3 separate regions of the Mus musculus genome follow, and all the other regions are linked to region 1. Evidence: chromatin contacts called from ENCODE POLR2A ChIA-PET data. All regions are on one chromosome and are shown on one strand. The core of a region is the stretch at or near the end of the contact, and the rest is flanking DNA. Distances in the headings are between cores, read along the strand shown.

What was found. ChIA-PET counts read pairs that join two places held with the same protein, here RNA polymerase II (POLR2A).
Region 2: POLR2A ChIA-PET joins it to region 1 with 38 read pairs in Patski. The contact joins the enhancer-like site here to the promoter of Hnrnpl in region 1. POLR2A ChIA-PET finds 5 or more read pairs at or near these places in 4 of 5 experiments (Patski and embryonic stem cell).
Region 3: POLR2A ChIA-PET joins it to region 1 with 24 read pairs in embryonic stem cell. The contact joins the promoter of Sars2 here to the promoter of Hnrnpl in region 1. POLR2A ChIA-PET finds 5 or more read pairs at or near these places in 4 of 5 experiments (Patski and embryonic stem cell).

What each region holds. Positions count from the first base shown.
Region 1 is chr7:28,808,578-28,813,600 of GRCm38, reverse strand. Hnrnpl (heterogeneous nuclear ribonucleoprotein L) reads right to left here and starts at 2,711. Exons shown (of 13, transcript NM_177301.5): 1 at 2,433-2,711; 2 at 204-322. The coding sequence starts at 2,690.
Region 2 is chr7:28,921,220-28,926,242 of GRCm38, reverse strand. The region is part of intron 1 of Actn4 (actinin alpha 4); the gene reads left to right. Among named protein-coding and RNA genes, the nearest start is that of Gm38978, 3.7 kb to the left of the region's middle. Within about 2 kb of position 2,247, at least 1 of the 3 ENCODE cell types and tissues checked has a DNase peak (open chromatin) inside an H3K27ac peak, as active enhancers do.
Region 3 is chr7:28,739,970-28,744,992 of GRCm38, reverse strand. It overlaps Sars2 (seryl-aminoacyl-tRNA synthetase 2), which reads right to left and starts at 3,025. Exons shown (of 16, transcript NM_023637.3): 1 at 2,711-3,025; 2 at 656-751. The coding sequence starts at 2,977. Mrps12 (mitochondrial ribosomal protein S12) reads left to right here and starts at 3,172. Exons shown (of 3, transcript NM_011885.5): 1 at 3,172-3,228; 2 at 3,439-3,506; 3 at 4,754-5,023. The coding sequence starts at 3,458.

The sequences.
Region 1 (5,023 bases), core at 1,462-3,961:
AGAATAAAGAGGTCTGACTAGATCCCCAGGGGTGGGGAAGAGATGGGGGAAGAAGGAACTAAAACTTGAAACACGGCAAGAGTGAACTCTCTGAGGACAAGTCACAGGATACAGCCACAGACCCTGGGACCAGCACTGCTCAGAACCAGACAGCAGTGACACTCAGGGATGCTAAGGAGCTCTAACCCAGCATCAAGAAGTACCTGATGGGTCCAAATTCTTGCAGGGCTTCCACAAGGTCAGCTTCCACTACTCCGTCAATCAGGCCCCTGATGTGAACAACTGGGGAGGCAGGGGTTTTGTGGGGGTCATCGTAGTTCTCCTGAAAAAGTAAGGTCACACAGTGAAAAGAGGGACCCCAATGTACTGCCACGCGATCACCAAAAGCCTTGAGTGGGTGGCCATCTGCCCCCTAGAGGCTTAGTGATAAGCCTAGCTTCTAAGGAAGGCTAAATGTAGAAAGATCCGGTCTCATATCTGATACTCTTTCTGGAATTCATCTCTGAATCAAAGTACAACAGGAAGAGTGACTTAGAAAGGGACCACACCCACAAGAAGAGCTCCAACAGCTGCCTGCTAGTCTTAACACACTCTACAATGGGTAGTGTGGCACACTCCTTTAATCCCAGAGCACTTGGGAGGCAGAAGCAGACAGATTTCTTAGTTCAAAGCCAGCCTGGTCTACAGAGTTCCAGGACAGCCAGGGCTACACAGAGAAACCCTGTCTTGAAAAACAACAACAAAAACCACACTCTGCATGTGTTCTAGCTTCTTTGTGTTTTCTCTGGCTGGGCAAGCTTTGGTCACTTGATTAAGAAGACTGTGACCACAAGTCACCTTCAGGTCTGGTCTGGGCAAAAGACCAAGTGCTTAGGGACACAAGGCTTCCAGGACAATACGCCCTGCCTGTCTTATACTGTCTAGGCCAAGGTCTTCCACCCCGAACTGCTATCCCAACCTGTAACATTTTCCACAGCTCCTCCACTCACACAATCACACACAGGCAGTTTCTAGAGCTCTGGAGAGAACGTCCTCCTCCATCTCTCTAGACTGTGGCCCATGCCCCGAACACTACTGGGCAGAAACCTATGCATATTAGTGGGTTCTTAGTGAACCACACAAGGCACACCCTTCCCAGCCATTTCCAGTTGAGGTTTGCCTTCCACAACCTTGAGTTCTAATCTTACTTCTGTTTGTCACTGGTGAGACTCAACCTAATTTACCCAGTGTCTTTCCTGCTTTGTAAAGGGAGTCCATAAAAGTCCCCATCTCAGAGGACCAACACCGAATGTGAGGTACCTCTCACCTTAAATGATTAGGGTGGGGGTAAGGCTCACCACACAGCCCATGAGATGTTCGGAGAACAACCTTTTGGAGTCTGTTCTCTCCTTCCACCTCATGGGCTCCCGTTGTCTAGCTTGGCAGTTAACTTACCAGACTCAACTAAAATGTCTTCCAAATCCTTGAGAAACCTAACACTGTAACAACAGGGAGAAGCTGATAAATGCATGAGCAGCAGCCTCATCAAGAGGGCACTGTTTGTTTGGCTTTTTGATAAGTCTCACAGCCTTGTCTGTCCTGGAATTAACTATGCATAAGAGGCTGGCCTCAAACCAAAGAGATTAAAGGCCTGTGACTCCGTGCCCACCGGAAGGACTTTAATAATAAACTTTTAAAAGGAATGCAAACTGCATCCTAACCCAGACACCATAATTGTGACCTTCAGAAGACTAAATAGGCTGAAAGACTCTATGCATAGCCACAGGACCATAATACAGTTTAGTTTATAAATGCCCCAATCCTGGAGCCCTAAGCAAATCGAGTGATAATTTCTAAGCTTGGCTCAATTCCCAAAGTTAAATCTGCCTTTCACAAATCGTCTTCCGTTTTTCAATGCACACAGTAAAAGAAGTTAAACAGTTTAATCTGGGCATTATAATTTTATAATTTCATCAAGTGAACTTCTATATGGAAACGACCATGATTAAAACTGCGACGGGGCGACTCGGTCAGGCCACCGCCCACCCGCTTCCCGCTCGCTGGCTGTGGTTGTAGAAACGCGCTTGCGCATAGGGACACGGAAAGAAGAGGAAAAAAAAAAAGATAAAGAAGTGAGGAGAAAAAAAAAAAACGGCCCGACCGCGTGCCTAGGCCCCCCACATGCCGGCCCGCGGCGCCTGCGCAGTGCGGTGCCTGCAGAGCCAGCCGCTTCCTCCGCCCCCTCAAGCCCCGCTTCGGATTGTGCGCACGCGCAAGCGCCTGTCCTCGCGCAAACCCCGCCGTTTGCCCAACGCCTGCCCCTCCCCCACCCACCAAAAAAGCGCGAGGGCTGCAGCGCCTGCGCAGAGATTTTTCCCCCCTGTGAAAAATAAATAGCTTTTTAAAGTACGAAATTTCCCCTTCCTTCCGGGAGTCTAAAGCCCCAGCCTCACCCCGCCGCCGCCGCCCGCCGCCCCGGAGCCTCCGCCGCCGCCGCCTCCGTGCTGGTCGCCGGCGTTTTCAGTCTTCAGCCGTTTAGGGGCTCGGCCTCCCTCGTTGCCGCCGCCGTAATAGCGACCACCGCCACCTCCGCCGCCCGCAGCCGCCATCTTCACCATCGCTCCCGCCCGCCTCAGCTGCTCGTCCGGCTGCTGCCTCTGCTCGAGCCGCCGACGCCGCTTCTCCGCCCGGGGCAGCAGCCTCCGCGACATGGCGGCGCAGAACCCGCCTCCCCCCGCCTCTCATTGGGGGAGGGACACGCCCGTCACTCGCCGCCCCCACCCGATAGGGGGAGCCACTGGCCCTATCTTGGGGGGAGGGGAAGTTTCCTCACGGTTCATTTCTATTGGATAGGACGCATGCCGTTCTATTGGAAAGACCGCCTCTGTTCGCCAATCGCACTCCTTATAGGTGAACGCTTCTTGCCAGTCATTCCGCCAGGCCCCACCTCCTTAAAATAAACTCTGATTTAATAGGCCAGATTTTTGGGATCGCTCCGCCTTCCCACAAACAGTAAATGGAAGTGGGCCTCCGAAGCTCCGCCTCCTTCCCGCTCTCATTGGTTTCCTAGCTAATCGGTCACTCTGAAATCCTTGCGTTTCCCAGTCACAACGACCATCTTCCCGCGCCACTCCGCTGGGATACAAGAAAGGCCTTCCCTTCTGTGTTCCTACAATTGTTCCCCCAGGTGCCCGTCTCGTACGTCAACACTCGATTGGTCAATGAAGAGTGGAAAGAATGCCCTATTGCCAGATGGTATAGGACGACTGATAGCTTCTGATTGGTGAAAAAGGAGAGCCCGTAGGCTCTCTGTGGCGCAATCTAGGAACCGGTCCCGAGAGAGCGCATGCGCTCCTGTACTTTTGGGGGGGGGGGGGGGCTTCAATAGAAGAGGTGACTTTAAGGGATACAACTACTCGAGTACCCGAACGGTCTTTCGCGCGTCTGTTGTTTGCAAGCTCCGGAAGTCTAGAGCAAGACAACAATTTGCAGCAGCTATAACCCATTAGAACGTTTACTTCACCTCTACCCTATCCTAAGCTGGAGGTTATTATTTTTAAAAGAACCTTCAAATCTGAGCACTTCTCACTAATAAAACACTCATTGATTGCCATGTGACTTTGGACCCTGGCAGGCACCGTCATTTCACTCTAAATTCAGTCATGGTGGTAGATCTTTATAGTTCAACTCGGTTCGCACTTGGCAACTGAGCACCCTGCGTCCTCCAGAGTGCTCTGTGGCTTAGACTCGCTACTTGGAGACTGCTCTGAAGCGATTGTCTCCTCCCAGGGTCCTGCGAAGCCCGAGAGCTGCAACGCCGACAAGTGCCCGCCGGGGAGCAAGCAGACAGGGAACGTACTGACGGAGGATCCGGATCCCGACCACAGACCCGTCCAGAGGCTTTATGGGGAAACTAGGGAGTCAAGAAGACTCTGGGATGTAGCTCAGCAATGGAACGCTTGCCTAGCACAGACAAGGCGCGTATCTACCCCCACCCCCACCACACGCACGCGCGCGCGCGCACACACACACACACACACACACACACGTCTTGAGACGGTGTAAGACTCACAGGCCGCTTCAAAACGTGCTGTGACACCTTTCCACCAGGTCATTCCCAAAGCGGATATCCGCTTGGTACTAAGTTTGAAATGTGAGTAAAGGCTCAGAGAACAGAACCCCGGGTGTTGGGATAAGTTTTAAGCATGGCGTAGTGGTTGCAAGCCTGTAATGCAGCGCTCTGGAGGCAGGATTGCCTTGAGTTCAGGGCTACCCTGGGATACAAAGGGATTCTCCTAATTAAAAAAGTTTGGAAGCGGTGGAGGCTGGTGAGGATATAAATGGATCTCCAGCCATTTCACTGGACACAGACACTCCAAAGAAGGCCCTCCCAACATGGGGTACGCCGCCAAGGCGTAGCAGGTGACGCACGGGGGGCGGGGAGGCGGCGCTCCCGCAGAAGGGCGGGGTCCCGCGTCTACGTCAGAGACGGTAGTGGGGGAGGGGAACGGGAGGTCTCCTATCCTCCCCCGCGCGGGTCCCGTATGCCCCTCATTCGGGCGTGCTGTCCGCACTAGGCTAAACCCTGTACGGTGCAAGCGGCTCGTAGACTACTCACGCCTGGGGCAGCTACTGGTGCCCACGCCCGTGCCCGCTGCTCCCGCAGCCTGTCCCCCGCCCTCCCGCCGGCGCAGCGACGTGCGTCCCGCAGGTCCCCCCACGCCCCCACATCCCTCCCCGACCCCTTGGCCCTGTCCCCTACCAGCTCGGCGGCGAGCTTGGCCGGCCGTCCGGGATCGAAAAGAGCAGACACTGGGAAGTTTTGGGGGAGGGAGGGGCGGACCTTAAAGGGACCACGACCTCTTTTCACTGGGGGAAAGGGGGCACTGAGGAAGATAACCGAGTCTGGAACGGAATGGGAAGAACGTTGAGCGGCTGTGTTGTTTGAGCTCCGCATTCTTGCTCACCCTCTGTCCCACTTTCCACCCTAGCCAGGAAAATAAGTCCTCCAGTCGCTTGCGGTTTACGTGGCAGTTTTCTCCAT
Region 2 (5,023 bases), core at 998-3,497, 110 kb before region 1:
GGTTTTTTTTGAGACAGTCTTACTCTGTAGTTCAGGCTGGCCTCTCCTCCACTAGAGTGACAGACCAGCATTGTCTTCCTCAGCTTCCTTGACAGAGTATATATATTTGCAATTTCTTCCCCACAAAATGATTTGCAGTATAGGATAGGAACAGAAACAGTGAAGCCCAGACTGATGTACATGCCTGCACTCCTAGCACTTGGAAGACTGCGGCAGGAGGAGTGTGTGTGTGTGTGTGTGTGTGTGTGTGTGTGTGTGGCTAACCTGGGCTATGTGAGACCCTGTATCTGACTAACAAACAAAAGAAACCATTAGGTGCTAAATGGCTGACTATGAAAAGCCCTAATCCTAGGACTCAACAGAGCATCATTGTAAGACTCCATTCCCCCAAGAAGAGTCCTCAGACAAATTCATTAGATTCTTGTTATAGTTGGTAAGGAGACTACTTGTGAACAGATAATGCAATTTCCAATAATAGGTGTTGTAGATAAAGGAGAGTAAAGTGATAGCTTCATGGAGGTTGTCCTCAGGGAAAGCCTCCTGAAATGGTGACATTTGAAGGGAGTTCTGAGTGGTGACACTCAGCCAGCTCTGTGACAAACCAGAAGAAAGCCTTAGGCCAGCATGTCTCATGAGGAAAGATTACACTCCAAAGTCCGTAGGGGCGTGCATGTTCTTTGACACCCTTGAAAGAGATTGGCCCTGGCTGGAACCCGGGCTGCAGGGAGGGGTTGGGGGAGCTGGTTCCTGGATAGACACGCAGGACCTTTGGAATGCTCACGACTGCACTCTGCAGTATTTATGCCTCTCCTCCAAATGGAAATCAGCTTTGTCATGAAGGCCGAGAAAACGCCGAATAAGGCAACTTCAGAACAGGAGAAGCTGCCATGGTTCACTGGAATTGCTTTAAAGTTAGGCCGTGTTGTCGTGGGGCAGTCATACCGCAGCCTGTTCTGCCCTTGGTCTAGGCTGGACTCAGTGTCCTGCCATTTCAGCAGTGTGTCCCCGGTTCCCTGTGCTTCAAGGCTATTTGTATTGTGTTGCTGTGGCCCCTGGGTTCCATCCCTCAGGGATCTGGTGCAGGTAATGGACCTTTGTATCACTCACAGCCCATTTCAGAGGCCTTAGAAACTAGCAAAGTGATCACCTCTTTGCCTGGGCAGCTGGTAACCTAGATTCCAGAAGGCCGAGCCCTGAAAGTACCTTTATAGTTAGTGACAAGGCCCAGGGCCCAGGAGCAGTCTCTGCTTTCAGGAAGTGAAAAGCTGTCTCACTGGGTCCAGCTTGGCCTGCGCCTGGCAGATAGGCGATAACAAAGGTGGCTATTTACCATAGAAATAAATAACTGCATCTCTCCATGGCCAAGTCCTGGATGTCCTGTCTGAGGACCCATGGAAGCAGGAGGCATGGGCACTGTCAGAGGCCACAGCAGACAAGGTGGGACTTCAGGAGGTGGGATGGCGCCCTCTCCCTCAAAGCAGCCGGTGCCCCAGCGGAGCTACAGACCCAACACACCCAACACGGTATTTCAGAGATGAGGTTTGAAACCCCAGGACCCCTGGCCTCTGTGTTCCTTGGGGGAGGTTGCTGTGGGCAACTTCAGTTCACCCTAGGCCAAGGGAAGTGCAGTTCAGTCTCTTTGGGTCAGGCAGTGGATTGATTGGCTTGCTGAGTGGGTGGCAGTGCAGAACGGGGGCTGGCGGTTGTGAATCTTGAGGTATTGAACAGTTTATCCTAAAATTGTGTCAAGTGAGAGGTTGATGGAACCCACATGTGTGGTGTGCTGGGTAGACCAAACTCTTTGTCCCTTCACATCAGGGCCAGCATGTGTGCCCTAGCCTTGGAACACATCACAGCCTGTCTCTTAGGTTCAGACAGACATTACAGGGCTTTTTGTTCTGTGCTGGTGCAAAGAACGACTTTTGTATTGGGGAATGAAAAAGAAAATAGAAGGGACAATTCCAGCTGGGCCAACTGCATACTGTCAAGGGTCATCCTTGTATTTGCCATCCCAGCCTGCTATGGCACTTGGCCACTGGCTTTGGGAGTGTTTGCTTTCTTTCTTGCTCAGGGACAACCCAGAGAGAGCTCACCTCTCCGGGTTGGGGGAGGCGTCTCCATCAATGAAAGGCTCATTAAAGCCCACTGCTGCCACATTCCTGGCCGCTTAAGTCACCTCACAAACAATATCCATCATTCATTTACCCAGCCGCCCCACATCCTGATGGCTGGGAGGGGACCCTGTGACACAGGAAGGACTTTATGACCAGTGATGCCAAGCTTTCTTCCCCTCCCCCAACCCTAGCTAGGGTCCCTAAGGAGGCTGCTCACTGTACCCAGCTCAGCCCTGGCCTCACCTAAAGTTGTGCTGAGCACTGAGCTTCCCCTCTCCTCCGGCTGCGGCTGCCTTTTTACCGTGCCTCTGGCCGGGAGCAGCATGGCAGCCCCAAAAGGGCTTTGCCTGCTTCAGCAGGAACAGCACCTTCTTGATGAAGTCTGCAGACTCTCCAGAACCAGTTCAGTTGCTTACAGCCCATGCAGACACTCTGGCTTCTCCCCAGTGACACTGAGGCGTGAGTCTGCATCTAAGTCACACCAGGCATTCTTGACGTGGCTTCTCTGCCCTCCTCTTGCCAGAAGAAAGTTTCTACTTTCTCTGCATCTTTCTTTTCTTCCTGGTTCTAGCACACTGGCCTCCTGCTTTTTATATACACTCCATGTGATCTTTGCAAGACCCAGGAAGCTGTCCTGCTGTCATTCTTTATTCTTGCTCCTGAATTTGAGCAGGTTCTGCTTCCATTTGTGTCTTATTCTTTGTGATTCCCTCACCGCTGCTGCATATATATTCATTCATTCTCATTCTCTCTCTCTCTCTCTCTCTCTCTCTCTCTCAATGGGTATGACTGGTGTGGGCAGCTGCCTCGGCCAAAGCTCTCCATTTTCTCTTGTGTTAACTAGGAGCAGTACTAGTACTGCTTCACTGAGCTGTGTGAGAGTAGACATGCTGCTGTGGGGCAGGCATGTGGACTGGGGCTGCCAGTGAGCTGCTTGTGACAAATCTGCTGTAGTGATTGTTCCTCACTGCTAAGGGATGCTTGATGTGGAATGTGACTGGATTGATTGGTTGTGCACTGGCCCTGCTAAGGGTGAGGAGTATGCTAACTCAGTTTCTATCTGGTGGTGCGGTGTTGTTGTTTGGTTTGGTTTGGTTGTTTTGAAACAGGGTCTCTCTACATAACCCTGGTTGTCTTATGTTAACCAGGTTGGCCTTGAACTTACAGAGATCTACTTGTCTCTACCTTCTGAGTGCTGGGATTAAAGCTTCCTTGTCCGTCTTTTCTGTCAGGGCTTGATTCCCGCTAGGTACTCACTCCACAGGCCTGGCCTAGAGACAGAAACATAGCAGATGGCTGACTCCAGGCAACTGGATTGTTGCAAGTAGGCCTGGGAATTGAGCACAGAGGAGGAAGTTGGGGTGGGCACAGGGAGTGAGGCCTCCAGCTATAGAAACCACCCTCTGCCGTCCACCTCACAGTGCTAATATGTACTGGGAACGGAGAGAAAGAATCTGAGCAGAGTGTTATTTTTGTGACCAAGTATAAAAAAGCTATGAATTTTTAATGTCCCTTTTCAACCCTAGAACCCCCTCACTTATCCTGCTGCATGGAGCAGTGGTGACTGCAGCCACTTGTTCCCACAAGCTTCCTGAGTGTCCTCACTTCAGGACAGGACAGTTACACATCAGCAGACAGCTAGCTATTCAGTTCCCGAGAACACTTCAGGGACAGGAAGGAGCACCTCTGTGTCCCTTTGCTGGATGTCTTCTTGGCATCTGCTCTGTGTTGTACAGTGAGAAAGACAGATGCACATGGCATAGCCACCAGTCATCAAAATGGGCCTTTGGCATGTGCATGACCCTGAGCCTCATGTGCCAGGCAGGCCCCGTGTAGCTTTGGCGTGTGCATGACCTTGAGCCTCATGTGCCAGGCAGGCCCCATGTAGAAGGACTGACTTACATCACTCTGTTTAATCCTCATCTTAGGAGAGATTTCGGTCACCATTCAGCTTTCTGCCCAAGGTTATGGCAGTTTGCCTCAGTCAGTGGCAGAGGCAAGACTTTTACTTCCCAGAGGACATGAGTGAAGGTGGAAGGTGTGTTTCAAGGGCAAGCAGTATGGCAGCCCCTGTGAGGACAGGTGGCTGCCCCTGAGCAGTAGGGTCTAGTCATCATCTCCCTCATCTCGTGTGGGGACGAACGGGATATCTACACAGACATTCTTACAGTCTCATTTCCCCTCTGCACTGCAGGAGTCGGCCAAGGGCCTGTGCACAAAGAGGGCATCCTGCCCTTCCTGAGGATTGGTAGGAAGGAGCCATTAGTGTGTATGATTCATCTGGCACTATCTGCCCGGCCTGTGACAGATGCTTAACTGCCTTTCTCCACAATTAAAACTTAAAGCAACTACAGGAGGTGGACTCTGATCAATCCATTTTACAGGACAAGAGACAAGCTCAATGGGGAAAGTCAGTTGGAAACAGAACAAATTACCCAAGTAGCTGGCATGGAGACCCTCATCTGTTCCCTTCCCGCCGTGTGCTAGAACAACACATGTAGGCAAAGACACCCTTCAGACACGTGCCCTGGACTCTGAGTGACATCCGAGTACCAGGAAGCTCACCCTCCAGGAATTGCCTTCCTACAAGCTCAGGCTATCAGGTGTGACTTGGTCACCTTGTGGTCCATCAGCATCTTTAACACACATGAAGAGCAGAGATGGCCTGCTCAGCCTTGTCTCCTTCTGCACCCTGGGCCGTATTCCCCTTGAGCTTTGCTCTTGAGATTAGCAGTGCTGTGGATAAGACCCAAGGGCTTTGTGCAGTAGGCACGCACACCACCACTGAATCATGCCCCAGCTTATCTCTGAGTACAGTACCTGCCCACTGTATTTTGGACAACAAGAAGGATCACACATGGCAGGAGAGTGGGGTGTGTGTCTGCTAGAATCCGTACAACAATTAAAAA
Region 3 (5,023 bases), core at 1,776-4,275, 69 kb after region 1:
TATATGGGGCACTTTAACTGAATATTAGGGTTACAAAAAAAATCAGCAACAGTACAGGTTTCTGTATGCACAATGATGTAAACTAGTTACCAATCAAACATGTAAGAAATGTGAGGTGTTTCTGGTAAAAAGGGGGCTGGTGGGTGGGGGAAGGTTAAGAAGCCAGGTGCTCTCCTCTCTCCTCCTCACAGACCTCATTCAGGTTGTCCCTCTCTAGACAGCTTTCAGTTCAGGAGCAGGGACACTGGCCCTAAGCTAGCAACAGTGACTTACCATCCTGCTGATGACTGTCATGGGTGTCTGAGCTCTGGCAACAAGAGGGGCTTCTACTTAGGGAATGGTCTCCTTGCTCTTGGAAAAGACCTGGAGGTAGACCTTGTCTCTGACCTGCTGGCAGCCATCTTGGGACTGGGATGGGGTCCGATCTATGCACTGAAGTTGGGCACACAGAGAATCTGGTTGGAGATGCTGAAGAGAGCTAATTTATCAGCCTAGGAACATCAGGCCTGGGTGGCTTGCTTTATTAGGTAACAACTGTCTACATGATTCAAGCCCTTTTCATTGGGTTTCCTGTTATTCCCAGACAGAGAGGCATCCTAGCTGCCTCTGGCCTAACCCGGTGAACGCAGGACCCCTGTTCCCCATGCTCACTCACCAGCAGGGCCCGCACTGCCTCTGCCACAGCCTCCTTCTCTGCCTCCAGGCTCCGGATCTGCTCTCGAAGCTGCCTCAACTCCTGCCACGTGGAGATCTGTGGGAGAACACCACAGTGAAATGGCCACTGCTCTGAAGTCTCCTCTGCCAGGCACCTGGATGGCAGTGGGGGAGGGGCACTCTCTTCTCCCATTAGCACTATGACACCCAGAAGCTGGGGTGGGCACACAGTTGCCCTGAATCAATGCATTTCCCAGTTTACTTTGAAGCCACTTCTGTTGGTATGATCACGACCAACCAACGGAAAATCATGGAAGTGTGACTCTTTTATTTATTTATTTATTTTTAGTTTTGTAAGACAGTGTATTTATGTACAGCCCAGGGTGGCCTTGAACTTGTAATCAACCTGTCATTCTCTGAGTGCACTAACACACGCCTGGCTAAGTCACCTCTTTAAAGGTGACTAAACTTTTTCTTTCTTGTTTATTTACTTTGTGTGGCTGCAGCATGGATGTCAGAAGACAGTATACGAAGTCAGTTCTCTCCCAGGGATTGAACTCAGGTCGTCAGCTTGGCAGTAAGGACCTTTACCTGCTAAGCCATCTCCCCTGTAAATATAAGGCTCTTCTGTAAATATAAGGTCTCCTTATGTAGTCCTGGGTACCCTGGAACTTGCTAAGGAGACCAAAGATCTGCCTGCCTCTTCCTCCTCCAGAGTACTTCATCACCACACCCAGACAGACCTTTCTTCTATTATTATTATTATTTTTTATTTATTTATTTATTTTTTTACAAGACAGGGTTTCTCTGTATAGCCCTGGCTTCCTGGAACTCACTCTGTAGACCAGGCTGGCCTCGAACTCAGAAATCTGTCTGCCTCTGCCTCCCGAGTGCTGGGATTAAAGGCGTGCACCACCACCGCCCGGCTCCTTTCTTCTATTATTAAGCATGTACGTGACTTTCTTGTGTTTGCGCTTAAATGAGGGGTCAGAAGACAATTCTCTCAAGAATTGGTTTTCTCCTACCACCAGGAAATTGAACTCCGGTTATCAGGTTTGGCAGGAAGTGCCCTATTTGGCTTAGCCACCAGTGCTTACTGGTGAAAAACTAAACATGACAAAAACTTGAAATATGGCTAAAGTGATTGACAATGACTGGTGGTGTGAGAGTCTGTAGTGACCTGAATGAGAAATGTCCCCCATATCCTGACATTTGAACATGGTCAAATGATCAGTGGCTGGTGATGTTTGGGGAGGCTTAGGAGGCGTGGCCTTGCTGGAGGAAATATGTTCCTGGAGGTGGGCTTTGAGAGCTTAAAGCCTCGTCCTGCATCTAGTTTGAGGTCTGTGCTTCATGATTGTGGTTAAAGATGTGTGCTGTCAGCTTACTGCTCTGTGACCTGCTGCTATTCTGCCATTCCCTACCAAGCCCAAAATAAATCCTTCTGTAAGTTGCTTTGTTCATGGTGTTTTATCAAGGCAACAGAGTTGGGAAGATTCATCTATTACATTCGGAATTCACTACCGGCATGGAGACCCCCAATTTTAGTTCCCTATAAGGTAGAATTATGGCGCATAGTCTTAACCTCTGGATCATAAATACATGAACAGATATACCTTAAATATCTGTTTAGCAGGTATTTATCCATTCAACTCCATCAGGATGTTTATAGCAGGATGCAAAGCTCTGTCTCCAAAATTCCCTCTGATTCACACCTCCCTCCTCATTTTTCTTTGTGGCCTAAGGGTGAGCCCGGCACGAAGTTTGAGTACAGAAGACAATGGTATTTAGGTTCTGGGAGTACAGTAGATACCAACTGTCGAATTATGAAATGCATGCAAAAGGGCATGTAGGTCACAGAAGGCATCCACGACGTTCAATAGGGCCTCAGTTCTCCCTAGATCATTGGCACCTAAGTGGGTGTCATGCACAAGACATTGCCTAACTTGGGAAGGAACCCAAATTCCTGTTGAGTAGTTTTTCCCACAACTGGAATGCATCTGGTAAACCCAGTTCTGTAAAGCATCCTGCTCCCTCAGGGCGCAAGCGCACTCACAATCGCAGGCAGGTCGGCCGGCCGCAGCTCCCCCTTGCGGAGCTCCAGGGAGCGCGCGGCTTTTTCTGGGCATGCGCACACCGACTCCATGTCCAAGTAGGGAAGCTCGCTGTAGCCCTCTCGTGCGTGTTCGTACAGGAGGTTCCGGACTCGTTTCTCCGTAGCGAAACTCCTCCTTGGGTTCTGGCTGCACACGCAGCGTCCTCGGGACCGGAGCCCCTGGCGAGCCAGGAAAGGCCACCAAAGCCGCGCCATGGACGCAGCCATCTTGGAGTGGAAACAAGAAGTCACTCATCATGGACGAGCCAATCAGACGCGCAAGGAGATTTCCCGCCCAGGCTTCAGAATCCCTTCCAATGAGGAAAATGGAACTCAGCTAGAATCTGTTATTGTCCAATCGTCATCCTTGTCCCGTCCCTTCAGTGACGCAGGAAAGATCTAGCCAATCACTAAGGAGGAACCCCGGAAGGGGCTGGAGGTAGGGGTTGGCGTGTGTGCGACCCCGCTAGGTTGGTGAGGTGGGTGCAGTTATCTGTGATCCAGATCTCTCCTCTCTCCTCAGTTTCCCCTTCCAGTATCCGGGCAAGGGCGGTTGGGTCCTTGGGGGCCTACTCAGAAGGAGACTGAATTTGCGAGGGGACTTTCTGTTTTAGAGGAGATTCTAGAAGGCTCTGAGAGTGGGTTTCTGGTCCCAACCTCCTTTCTGAATGTCTTCTCTCCTAATACAGGGACGCTGCAGGCGGCGAGATGTCCTGGCCCGGCCTTCTTTATGGCCTCACCACGTCCCTCAGTCGTGGTAAGTGAGCATGGGCCACAGGGACGAGGACAGCTCCCTGGCATTTGCGTGTTTTTGCCAGATTTCGGATGGTATCATCTTTAAGCACGGTGCCTTTTCTATTTTGGAGACAGGGTTTCACTGTAGTCCAGGTCAACTTCCAAATCACTTTGTAGACAGGATGGCCTTGACCTCCTGACTACCGCTTCAATCTCCCAAGTTCTGGAGTTACAGGCGTTTTCTACCACGCTCCCGGCTCAGGGGGCAGGAGGTGGGAAGGTCCTGTGTTCTTAGAGTTTAAGTCAGTCTTAGTCATGGCTCCCCTGCATCGATAGCGGTGAATCCCTGAGATTGCATTGCCTGGTGATATTCTGTCTTAGTTTGTGTAAGTGCACTCTCGATGTCCGTGTAACAATCATACCAACAAATGCTCCTTTCTTGGCATGTCTCCCTGCTTAGGTGTCTCTCAGTAGTGTTTATTCCTTCAGTGTTTATTGATCACCCCCTACAGGTGAGAAGGCCAAGCTAAGAAGTTTAGTGGTGGCGCACACCTTTAATCCCAGCACTCGGGAGGCAGGCAGATTTCTGAGTTCGAGGCCAGGCTGGTCTACAAAGTGAGTTCCAGGACAGCCAGGGCTACACAGAGAAACCCTGTCTCAAAAAACCAAAAAAAAAAAAAAAAAAAGAAGAAGAAGAAGTTTAGTTATTCATTCACGTGCTATTTTTCTAATTCTAAGACGGGCCACCCATTGGAGGACAACTTTTATGTTCCTAGACATTGCCCAGACATCAGGTTTGTACACAGTGTTCTGAGGGAGGCAGGCATTGGGTATTCCATTCACATGGTATTTCGAGACAGGGTTTCTCTGTGTAGCCCTGGCTGTCCTGGAACTCACTCTGTAGACCAGGCTGGCCTCGAACTTAGAAATCCGCCTGCCTCTGCCTCCGGAGTGCTGGGATTAAAGAGCAGTCAGTGCTCTTACCCTCTGAGCCATCTCGCCAGCCCGCAACCAGTGCTCTTAACCACTGAGGTATCTTTCCAGCCCCTGTATGAATGTGTGTATGTAAGTGCAACCCATGGGTGTGTCAGATCCTCTGGAACTAGAGGTGTGTGAGCCACCACTGTGGGTGCTGCGAATCAAATGGTCGTCCTTTGCAGGAGCAACAAGTGCTTCTAACCACGAGCCATCTGTCCCCACTGAATAGTCTTAGACTTGGATTCCTATCTAGAATACGGAAACCTAGTAGGCCCTCTTGTGTCTCTCCAGGCCTAGCCCTCGCTCCCCAGCTCTGGGCCGCCCGTTCCATGGCCACCCTGAACCAGATGCACCGCTTAGGCCCCCGGAAGGAACCCCCTAAGCGTCTGGGCCCCACAGAGGGCCGGCCCCAGCTGAAGGGTGTGGTGTTGCGCACATTCATCCGAAAGCCGAAGAAGCCCAACTCCGCCAACCGCAAGTGCTGCCGAGTCCGCCTCAGCACAGGCAAAGAGGCTGTCTGCTTCATCCCCGGGGAGGGCCACACCCTGCAGGAGCATCACG